Linked DNA regions of Homo sapiens: region 2 is linked to region 1. The links are chromatin contacts, found by Hi-C or POLR2A ChIA-PET in ENCODE. All regions are on one chromosome and are shown on one strand. Each heading gives the region's core, a stretch centred on a gene start or an enhancer-like site at or near the end of the contact. The rest is flanking DNA. Distances are from core to core; before and after follow the strand shown. Region 1 holds the start of MAP7D3 (MAP7 domain containing 3). Region 2 overlaps ADGRG4 (adhesion G protein-coupled receptor G4).

The links. A loop is a pair of places that touch in the nucleus more often than their neighbours do. ChIA-PET counts read pairs that join two places held with the same protein, here RNA polymerase II (POLR2A). Pooled maps may share reads with other maps.
Region 2: a loop to region 1 is called in a pooled map, with 2.7 times the contacts of the local background. The contact joins the enhancer-like site here to the promoter of MAP7D3 in region 1. A Hi-C loop is called at or near these places in 1 of 50 pooled maps. POLR2A ChIA-PET finds 5 or more read pairs at or near these places in 4 of 52 experiments (IMR-90, OCI-LY7, activated CD4-positive, alpha-beta T cell and 1 more).

Annotation. Positions count from the first base shown.
Region 1 is chrX:136,248,043-136,253,611 of GRCh38, reverse strand. It overlaps MAP7D3 (MAP7 domain containing 3), which reads left to right and starts at 2,212. Exons shown (of 19, transcript NM_024597.4): 1 at 2,212-2,323. The coding sequence starts at 2,254. RefSeq lists a silencer at 2,106-2,495.
Region 2 is chrX:136,350,152-136,355,827 of GRCh38, reverse strand. ADGRG4 (adhesion G protein-coupled receptor G4) reads right to left here. Exons shown (of 26, transcript NM_153834.4): 6 at 5,395-5,676; 7 at 4,287-4,381; 8 at 2,427-2,491. Among named protein-coding and RNA genes, the nearest start is that of ADGRG4, 52 kb to the right of the region's middle. RefSeq lists an enhancer at 1,857-3,056. Within about 2 kb of position 2,012, at least 4 of the 41 ENCODE cell types and tissues checked have a DNase peak (open chromatin) inside an H3K27ac peak, as active enhancers do.

The DNA.
Region 1 (5,569 bases), core at 963-3,462:
AAATTTTCTAATTATGCCAGTAACGTATGCCCTTTCAAGCTTCTTTTAAAAATTAGGGTTGTAATCAAGGATCATACATTGCATGTGGTCTCTTTAGCCTCCTGTGATCTGGAACACTTCTCTGATTTTTGTTGTTAGTCTTTCATGACACTAATATTTTGAAGCATTGGGGCCAGTTATTTTGTGGACTATATCACAGTCTCTATCTCTGTCTGAATGTTTCTTCATTATTAGATTTGGGTTCAACATTTTTGCAAGAAACTACAAAGCTGATGTGTTTTGCTAAATTTTCTGTTTGCGGAGTTCCAGATAAGGTCATGAAAGCTGAACTTGTGTTTGTGTATGTGTGTGTGTTTTGTGGGCACCCTAATCATATGTGTGTCGTATTAATAATCATGAATGGCTACCATCCTGGATATCATGCAAAGCATTGGTCTCTGTATTTACTTAGAAGCAGAGCTTCGGGAGTTATAATGCCAAACTGTTTATTTTTGCCACTAGTTTTTTTTTTCTTCGAGACAGAGTCTCGCTCTGTTGCCCAGGCTGGAGTGCAGTGGCAGCTCTCGGCTCACTGCAACCTCCACCTCCCGGGTTCAAGCGATTCTCCTGCCTCAGCCTCCCGAGCAGCTGGGATTACAGGGGCCCGCCACGACGCCCAGCTAATTTTTGTATTTTTACTAGAGACGGGGTTTCCCCATGCTGGCCAGGCTGATCTTGAACTCCTGACTTCAGGTTATCCACCTGCCTGGGCCTCCCAAAGTGCTGGGGCTGGGATTACAGGTGTGAACCACCGTGCCTGGCCCCCCACTTGTATTAATCTACATCATCGCAAACACTTATTGACCACGTTTTAATTTTTGTTAAAATTGTAGGTGCAACGTAATGTCTTTTTTTTCTTTTTCTTTTCTTTTCTTTTTTTTTTTTTTTTTTTTTTTGAGACAGAGTCTCGCTCTGTCACCCAGGCTGGAGTGCAGTGGTGCTATCATGGCTCACTGCAAACTCCACCTCCCGGGTTCAAGCGATTCTCCTGCCTCAGCCTCCCAAGTAGCTGGGATTACAGGCACCCACCACCATGCCCGGCTAATTTTTGTATTTTTAGTAGAGTCGGAGTTTCACCATGTTGGCCAGGCTAGTCTCGAACTCCTGACCTCAAATGATCCACCCACCTCAGCCTCCCAAAATGCTAGGATTACAGGCATGAGCCACCGTGCCTGCCCCATATTACATATTATATATATTATATATTAATATATGTAACTTATGCTATCATTGCTAACATATGTAATATATGCTATTATTAGCTTCTTCCATTTTACAGCTCCCATGTCATTTGGAGACTCAGTGGTCTCGCCAAAGTGCCCATCTCACAAGTGGTCCAGCCCCATTTTGGGATCTCCTGCACCACACTTAATGGCCCCAACCATAAACTGCGTGCCTACAACTATGTCACTACACACACACTCACAACAGTGGTGACTCCACCTCATAAGGGCAAGCCCCCATGAAGTGAGGTCTGCCCCTTAAAGGAGCCTCAGGCCAATGACGGTTTTCCTTGTGAATGGGAAAAACATTCTGCAACCTGGTAGAGTCTCTCCCAAAATCCGGAGAGATTGATGCCAATAAGTCCTCTGCCTCTCTTTGAAGACTCACAAACATCTTAAAGATATTTCACCCAACTTTGAGACCTATGTGTCATGATTTATTGTGCAACAGTTTAGGGAAGCCTACTCATGATGGGGCCCCTAGCACCTCAAAGCAAGCCTGCGACTCCCAACCTCTCCCTAGGCTTCTTCCCCCAACTTGGGTCTTTCTTTGTGTAATGTTTCAAGGACTAGTAAACTCATGATACAAGCGCACCCAGGAGGCACGCCGTAAATGTTCTTTAAATGAATGAATGAATGAGGAAGGAATGTTACTGTGTTGCTAGGTAAAGGTGAAGAAAGGAATGTTGGGGGGGCCAAGCTGGGTGCTGATTGGCTAGTCCTCACAATGCAGTAGGGGCAGAGCACGGAACATAGGAGAGGGTTTCTTTAGACCAGGTAGTCGCTGCCCAGCCGGTCAGGACGTGGGACGCAAGGGGCAATCCTGCCCGGTTCGCAGGTCCGAGGCGGGCGCGGTGGCCCTTCGGGCCCCGCCCCGCCCCGCCCCGCCCCGCCCCGCCCACCGGCAGCCCGGCCACGACCCAAGCGGAGGCCGCGCCGACGCCTGCGCAATGTATGCGGAGAGCCACCACCGCCTCCGGTCCCGACTCCGATGATGGCGGACGGCGCCGCAGCTGGCGCTGGCGGCAGCCCATCCTTGAGAGAGCTGCGGGCACGGATGGGTGAGCGGGCGGGTGGCTCCCGGGGGTGGTTCGGGCCCGCGTGGGAGGCAGGGTTCCCGCAGTCCCCGGGCCGTCGGAGCGGCGCAGCGGGCGCCACAAAACTTTTCCCTGGAGTCGCCTCGTGCTATCTGGTCCTCCCCTCACCCCCGCCGGAGTGCCCTGGGATGGGACAGGGGCGGGGGCGGGGGGTTGAAATTGTCAGCCGACGCCGCGAGCCGCCTGAGTCCCGCCGCCAACGGTCGAACTGCCGCTGCCAACGGTCTGAGCCCCGCGGACGCGGCGCGAGGCAACTCACGGGCTCTGCTTCGACGGGCGGGGCGGGGGCGGCTGGAAGCCGGACCCCGCGGACCGCCCCGTGCCCCATCTGCCCTTGGGGGGCGGTGGCCGCCCGCGCAACCGCCCCAACGAACGCACAGCTGCCTGGGATGTGCGGGCGCCCGCAGGGACTCCGCGCGCCGGCGCCGCCTCCGCCGCCAGGCAGCCTTTCCAGGCACGGAAAGTTTGAGTTATCCCCCAGCCCGGGTCGTGGGCGAGTTTAGGCGCTTTTACTGTCGCAGTCCTTGCCTCTCCCAAAGGCTTACCTCCTGCACCCTCCCGGTCAAGGTCCAGGGAGGAAGCTGGGTGAGGGTGGGGATGCTTAAAAGTTGCTTTAAAAGTTGGGATGAAACTTGGCTCTTTGCATCTCCTGATTTGCCTGCTGTAGCACATGACTTCAACAAGATGTCATCTTCTGTGGGACATCTTGCAGTCTCTAGGCTGAACTGAACGGGAATCAGCACTTCAGAGTGCTTTTTCCTCAACTAGTCCCATCGCCAAAACGTTTTTCCCTCCTCGAAAACCGTTAATCTTATACAATTTGACAGCACATTGCTTGGTCCAGGAGACTGCTCCACTACCTGAGATAGGATTTCTTCCTTTCAGGAGGTTGCTTTTAGCCTGTTAGACTAGTTCCCTCTGCTATGAGCGCGAATAAAACGATTTTATTAATTTTAATTGAATTTCTTAGGGGTTTTTTTGCATTTGCAATTAAAAAGTTAGATTGTTTACGATTGGGAAGCTATATGTTACTTGAGAAGACTTTGAATCAGCTCTCCAAAGACTGTGTCAGAAGCATATACTACATACACTTTCACCATTCATTAGGGAGAAAAGAATCTTCCTTCCGTGTCTATACTTATGGTTCACCTAGAAAGACAGTCTCCAATAAATTGTGTTGCTTATTGGTACCTGTGGCTCTCAGGCACTGGTTTATTTCAGTGATTTAGATTAACCAGCATTACTCCAATATGGTGAAGAAGCTGTGAACCGGATAAACCCCTAAAAGCATTTGTATATCAGATGTTGGAAAGTGTTTTAAAATTATATATGGGACAGATACTGGAATTCACAGCATTTCAAACCAAAAACTTAAGAGCCATGTAAAAGTCTTAACCTAGGACCCTGGTTTAAAACCTTGCTGCCCACTTCATGTTAGGAATTGTAAATATCGCATGTTAGACTTTTTTCACAGAGCACCAACTTGACCAGAACTGCCCTTTAGATCTCAGCGTTTTCCTGAAGGGGTCAAGGAGACAGATGTTTTTGCTAAAATGTTGTTTTCATCTTCTGCTGGCAGTCTGGCAGCAAGAGTTAAAACTGTCTTGAATACATAACATATAAATGCATAGCACAGTCAAAATACATTTATTTTATACATTTATGTATGCATGCAATAGATACATGTATATATATATGTGTTACATATAAAGTGTAAATATATATTTGTTGAGTGATGTTTTCTGTGCATAGCACTGTGCTGAGGTTGTAGCATACCAAATATTTAACAAAACACGTGTTTATATTTTTATGCAGAATTGTTTTAAAATAAAAATTTATTTGAATATTTCAACCAGATGAGCATAAGAAACTTGCCACTGACGTATCACCTTTCCCTTCTTGTTTTTCTAAATTCACCAGTGTTTCTCAGTTTAGAATAACTTTTTCAAAGAATAATTTCTACCAATGCAGAAAAAGCTACGGAGATTGACAGCTAGATTATCATAGAATTTTAGAGTTGGAGAAACCTTAAGATGATCTTGTCAGGCATCCAGAGTCCCAGCTGTAAAATCCTGGGGCACTTCTGCCACTTGAATGGGCACTCTCATGAGGAGCTTAATATTTTTCCAAGTAGCCATTCCATTGTAGACAGCTCTAAATGGTAGAAAATTGTCTCCAGTTTTGTCTTCAAGACATGCTATCTTTGGTTTGAACTTGGAGGTCTTCTGAAAGTCTCAGCCCTATGACTTTGGCTTTTGCTATTTGAGGCAAAATTCTGTGAATCTGCCTGATTTTTATGGTTCTCTGATGGCAGATTTCTTTTCCTGTTATTTTTTCTTAATATTTCAAAATAAAGTTGCTTTGAAATTTACAGTTAAATCAAGTTCTGGCTTCACCACTTACTACCTGTGTGAACTGGGAAAGTTATGTTTAGCTTCAGTTTTTTCAACTATAAAAAAAATTGGGGAAAATAATTACGTCCACTTTATAGGATTGTTGTAAGAATTACATGAAGTAATACAAATGAACTTTGTAAATGGTGAAATGGTATATAATATGTGTTATGGAAGTTTTTAGAAAAGTTCTATAAATACAGATTAAGATTCATAATTCAGTTTTAGTAATACACTACACATTTTCTTATTTAATCTCTGGGCAAAATATAACTTTTACTTTAATTTTGGATTTAGAATTAGTATAAGGACTACAGAAATACCTTGCTGTTACTTTTAACTGAATATTAAGTAAATTCCCTCATTCATTTAAATGCATGTTAAGTAAATTCTTTCATTCAATGAAGTTGAATAAAATGTTGACTTTATTATATCCAGACATAAAGGTGTTATCCCATTTTCTGGACATTTTAAATAATTTTTAAACCCTGTCCTTTCTGTTAATGTATTTCTTACCAGTAGGAATTTGGATACAAAGGTCTAAAAATCAGATTTGATACTACTACCACATTAACCTTTATATGATTCGGTTCATTATTCTCACCACAGCTACTTCTAAGGTTATTTCTGTTTAATAAGATTTTTAATTAGCCTGGTAAAAGTATACTTTTTTTGAGACAGGGTTGCCCAGGCTGGAGTGCAGTGGGATGCTAAAGGCTCACTGCAGCCTCAAACTCTTGGGCTCAGCCTCCTGAGTAGCTGAGACTACAGGCATGCACCACCACACCCAGCTAATTTTTGTATTTTTAGAGATGGG
Region 2 (5,676 bases), core at 763-3,262, 100 kb before region 1:
TAGATAATTGGAGGAAAACATCATGGCATATCATATAAAAGAATCCTGTACAATTATTAAAACAAATGAGCTATATCTGCATGTATTGGCCTGAAAAGGCATACATGATGTATTACAAAGCATGAAAAGAAAGTTGTCAAACAGTATGTAGAGGAGAATCTTATTCTCTTAGTAAATGTGTGAAAACAAATCTAGAAAAATCAATAAAATAAGCTGTTAACAGGAGTTCTTGAAGGGGTGGGGGAAGGCAAGTATTCAGAGATTTTTACCGTCCATGTTATATATATATATATTTCTGTAAAGCTCTAAGATTTTACAGTGGTCACATATTACTTTTGTAATAAGGAAAAATAATAGACACAGTTTTTAAAAAGAATGTTTTATACCCCCAGACATCTCTAGTTTTGGTTTAGTGAGTTAAATGTTGTGAATGTTTGTGTCCTCCCAAAATTCAACGTTGAAGTCCAATCCCCAGTGTGATTATATTAGGAGGCGGGGCCTTTGAGGGGTAATTAGATCATGAAGGTGGAACTCTCATGAATGGAATCGGTGCCTGATGTGTTATATGTGTCTCTGTGTGTGTGTGTGTGTGTGTGTGTGTGTGTACACATATGTTTTCATCCACAGTTCTTGGCTCATAACTCCCATAGCCCTTGTTACAGTCTTTTGTTATAATGTTAGGTGTGCTAGGCCTCAGAAGCTGGCTTCAGCAAACAGAATCTCTCTGATCTTCTCCCACCCTCCTTTCACCTGCCCCAAGGCGGAACTCTAATCTTTCTTCACCTTTCTGATTGTGAGTCTTAAGACCCTCTCCAGAAAGAGTCTTGCCTCATATGAGACTTGGGAAAGGAATGCTGACATAATGATGTTTCCATAAAATCCCAAGAAGACTGGGTTTGGAGAGCTTCCCAAGAGCTGAATACATGGAGGTTCCTGGAGGGTGGTGCACCCAGGGAGATCATAGAAGCTCCATTCCCCTTGTCCCTTACCTCGCCTTACACATCTCTTCATTCGTATCTTCTGCAGTATCCTTTATAATAAACCAATGCACATAAGTATTTACCTGAGTTCTTTGAGCTGCTCTAGCAAATTAATCAAGCTCAAAGAGTGGGTCACGGGAACCCCAAGTTGAAGTCAGTTAGTCAGAAGTTCTGGAGGCCTGGACTTTTGACTAGTGTCTGGGGTGAGGGGCAGTCTTGGGGACCTGTGAGATCTGAAGCTATTTTTGAGAGGATAACACCAGAATAGAATTGAAGTAGAGAACAACCAGCTGGTGTCAGCTGCTTGGTGTGTTGGGGGAAAATCCCCACACGTTTGGTCGTAGAAGTCTTCTATATTGATTGTTGTGTTGGTATGACAACAGAGGAAAAAAAACAGTTTGAATTTTTTTGAAACAGTACCCTTATAAGAAGAGACAGGAGAGCTTTCTGTCTCTCTGCTTTCTGCCACTTGAGGGCACAGCAAGAAGAGGGCCATCACCAGACACTGAACCTGCCAACACCTTGATCTTGGACTTCCCAGCCTCCGGAACTGTGAGCAATAAATTTCTGTGGCTTAAGCCACCTAGTCTATAGCATTTTTGTTATAGTAACTCAAAACTGACTAAGACAATAACCTACCGTACATTTACCTCCATTCATTTATATGAATTTTCTTGAACCTATTAATATGTATATGAATTAATACTTGATTAATAATTAATACTTGGATATGTAAGAGAAACCAAAGTCCCAGTGTACAGAAGACAGGCAGTAGCATTTTATGTTTTAAAAATCAGTTTGCCATGGCTTAACAGAGCCATGCCTATTTTTCAAAGAGCTTCTGCGGGGTGTCCCTTTACAGAGGACTAGTATATGTGCAGCGAAAGAATACAGGAAATACTTCTCAGGTGAGCAATTGCCTTTGCCATAGTTTCCATGATACTACTCAGTGCCTGCCCATTTCACTGCAATCACCTTTCGAAATTTGTGCCCCAAGCAAATCTTGGATTAGTCAACATTCTTGCTTTAGACATTTCAAGTTCACTTTGGAATTTCTCTTTTCTGAAAGTGAATCATTCCAAAATAAAAGGCCTTATAAATCCTCGTGCATTGTCCATACATAGCACTTCAAAGCATGATTTTTGTATAAATCACAGATTCATAGAAACTTAGAGATGAAAAGGGCATTAGAGGTAACTCAGTCTAACTGCATGACTTCCCCTATTGATTTTCTTTTGTTTTGTTCTCCCATTGGCTTTGTGCCCTACAATAGTAATACAATTTTTTTCCTCATGCCAAAAAGAACCTACTCAGGAAGGAAGATGCAACTAAAAATGTGGCAGCCCTAAATCTCAGACATAAACATAGGACATCCCCTCCAGATAGGAACAGACCCAAAATGCCCTCAAATTGCCCTTTGACCCACAGTAAATGTCATTCACATACCTGCTTTTAATTTGGGTTTCCAGAGTAGCAAGAGAAAATTCACTGTTCTGAAATATAGAATTCAACTGTACAAGACAAAAAAAAATCAGTTTTAGTATTCTGCTCCTCTAGTTTAACTCAGCAAAATCACTTGGGATGGTGTGATCATTAAGCTGCACTCATTATTTCAGCTGGCTCAACATTTCCATCTGCTCCATTAAGTTTTTCCATTTACGTTTTACCTGCTATTATGGGCTGAATTGTGTCTTTCCAAAACTCAAATGTTGAAGCCCTAACCCCGAATGTGGTTATATTCAGAGATAAGGCCTTTGGGGATGTAAGGTTAAATAAGATCATAAAAGTGGAGCCCTACTCCAACAGGACCAGTGTCCTTATAAGAAGAAAAAGAGAGACCAGGGATGCGTATGCACAGAGGAAAGTCCATGTGAGGACACAGTTAAGAAGATGGCCATCTGCAAACCAAGGAGAGAGGCCTCACCAGAAACCAACTCTGCCAGCACTTTAATCTTAGACTTCCAGATTCCAGAACTGTGAGAAAATAAACATCTGTTGTTTAAGCCATCCAGTCTGTGGCATTTTGTTATGGTAGCCTGAGTAGACTAATACACCCACCCATTTTCAAGGATTTATAACCAAGCCATAGACACTTGAAAATAAGTGCTGACAGGGAAAGAAGGGAAACAGATATGATTATTTGCTGTTGGGAGATGGTGCAAGTTGGTGTCACCTATCTGGGAGGCCATTTAGTGACAGCTATTTAAATGTGAAAGGTTCACATCTTTTCATCTACTGATTCCAATTCTAGGAATTTATCCTATAAAAATACTTAAGTGCCTTAAAATTTACTTCTAGGGAATTGTTTTCAGCATTGTTTCTTTCTTAAACTTTTTTTTTTTTTAAAGAAAACAAGATCTCGCCATGTTGCCCAGGCTAGTCTCAAACTCCTTGGCTCACGCAATCCTTTTGCCTCAACCTCTCAAAGTGCTAGGATTACAGGCATGAGCCACAGTGCCCAGCCCAGCATTGTTTCTAAATAGAGAAGAAGATAGAAACAACTTAAATGTCCACCAAAGGATTTAAAAAAAAAACTATACTACAACCATGTAGTGAAACCCTATGCATCTGTTAAAGTGTATGATTTATATTTACCAGCATGAATATGTGCAAAGATACATGGTTAAGTGCAGAGGAGGGGGAGCAAGTTGAAAAATAGCATAACTAGTACAACTACAATTATTTTGTAAAAGAACACACATGCATCAATGTTATAATATGCACAGAAAAAATATCTAAAAGAATGTACCTTAAACTATTAAGAGGAGTTAATGCACAGAGCAGTATTAGAGAGAGGACATTTACTTTCTGGGTTTTTGATGTCAATGTCTGATTTTGTTACAGAGAGTATGTATTAGTCATATCAAGAAAAAATTAAGGATAAGTAAAACATTCATTGTGTTGGAAAAAGAAATAAAATGCAGAAAACAATAATACTTAAATACCATTGTATTTAAGTATACATTTTGTTATCACTGCTCTCCCACTTTTCCCAAATAGGAAAATTTGGCAAAGACTCAGAATTTGTGTCTCTAAAGGGAAATGTACAGATCTCAACAAATGAAAATAATAACGTTCCATAAAAGCTTTCAACATTGGCACTATGAAAGAGAGATTGCATACATTCTCATGATGTTGCTTACAGAGTAGACAGATTTGCAGCAAAAAAAAAAAAACTACTTAGCTGTGAAATTTATTATTGGTAGAAAAAAGTAAAGCCTAGTTTTAATATATTCTGTCATATATATAAATGTATATATTCACATATATTTATATATGCCATAAATATGCAAAAGATTATTTTACCGAATTTTCCGTAAATTCATTTATAACACTGGTAATAGGGATCCTTGGCTCTTCAACAAAGACAGAGAAGCTCATTTCAACATTGTAGAAGGAAACTGTAATTAAAAATAAGGAGGTTAATTTTATTCATTTAGTTCAAGAAATTTGACTTCTGTAAATTTGGTGAAAAGTGTTCTCTGTTTTAAAGTAAACCAAATAATAACGTCTCATGCCTAAACTTAGCTTAATTTAACTCCAAGGTCAAGAACCAACACTTTCGGCTCCATATCAAAAAGCAGAACAGGACGTTACCATCCCAGTTTTGCTTTATTTGGGCACTTCCTTGATTTCTAGTTGACAGACACTCCACAAATCCCACCAATTCTCCACTCTCATTGGCCAACAGACTTTCAGTCCACTCAATGGCCAAACTGAACATTATCTCAGAAGATCATTTTCTCTGAGAAAGTAACTGTTTTTTTCTTCCTGTGCCTTGTTTTCTGCTTTGGGTTTTTCTCTCCTTTTTTCCCTTTTGCTCTTGTGTATCCTATCAAATTTCTATTGTAGAATGTTAAAAGTTGCAGGAATATTCCAAATTTGAACAATATGGAAGCCAAATATTCCCTGGCCTTGGACAAGCACTCCTAGTCAGCTGCAGGTAGGGATTGGAGAAGGCTGAGACCTGCATAAAAGGAATCCAAAAGGCAAGATAAGATATATTCTGGTGTTTTTTTCTGGTGTTTTCTGGTGTGTGGTCAGCATGCTCAGACCTAAGGCCGTATGATTCTCTTACTGGGAAGGGATGAGGTTCCTAGTCCATGTGCACATTGGCAGAATCAGAGTCAGACAGTCAAGAACAAAACAGGTGGAAAGTAGGCTTAGAAATTGTCATGCTGAGTGAAAACATACATTTACATTATATTTCAATAAGGCAAAGACAAGAAAGATGGCTAGAGAATTTTGTATTTGGACAAGGTACTCACTGTACCCACTGTCTGAAGGAGACAAGAAACACCTGCACCCTTCTTCATTCTTTTCTGCCTTCCAAGAACGGGCCACTTTGGAGAACACATGACCCATAGTGCATGAATTCTGTTGGGGCTACACCACATGCATTATGGAGCAGTACCTGTGGACTTGGTGGCAGTAGGCGAAGTCGATGCTTCCGTAGATAGAAAGGAAGGTGTGGAGTCCAGCCAAGTTGTTTCAAAAAAGGACGATATTGGTGAAGACACAGTTGCTGTAAAAGGATATGTCACCCCAGTGGATATGAGTGGAAATGAGGCTCCAGGAACAGTGGATGTAGTAGTCATTATATTTAGAAGGGAGTCCAGTGTGGGCTTAGGAATAATTAAAGTAGAGGGTGATGATGCAGTTGGAATTCTGTTCCATGAAGATGTTATTGTAGAGC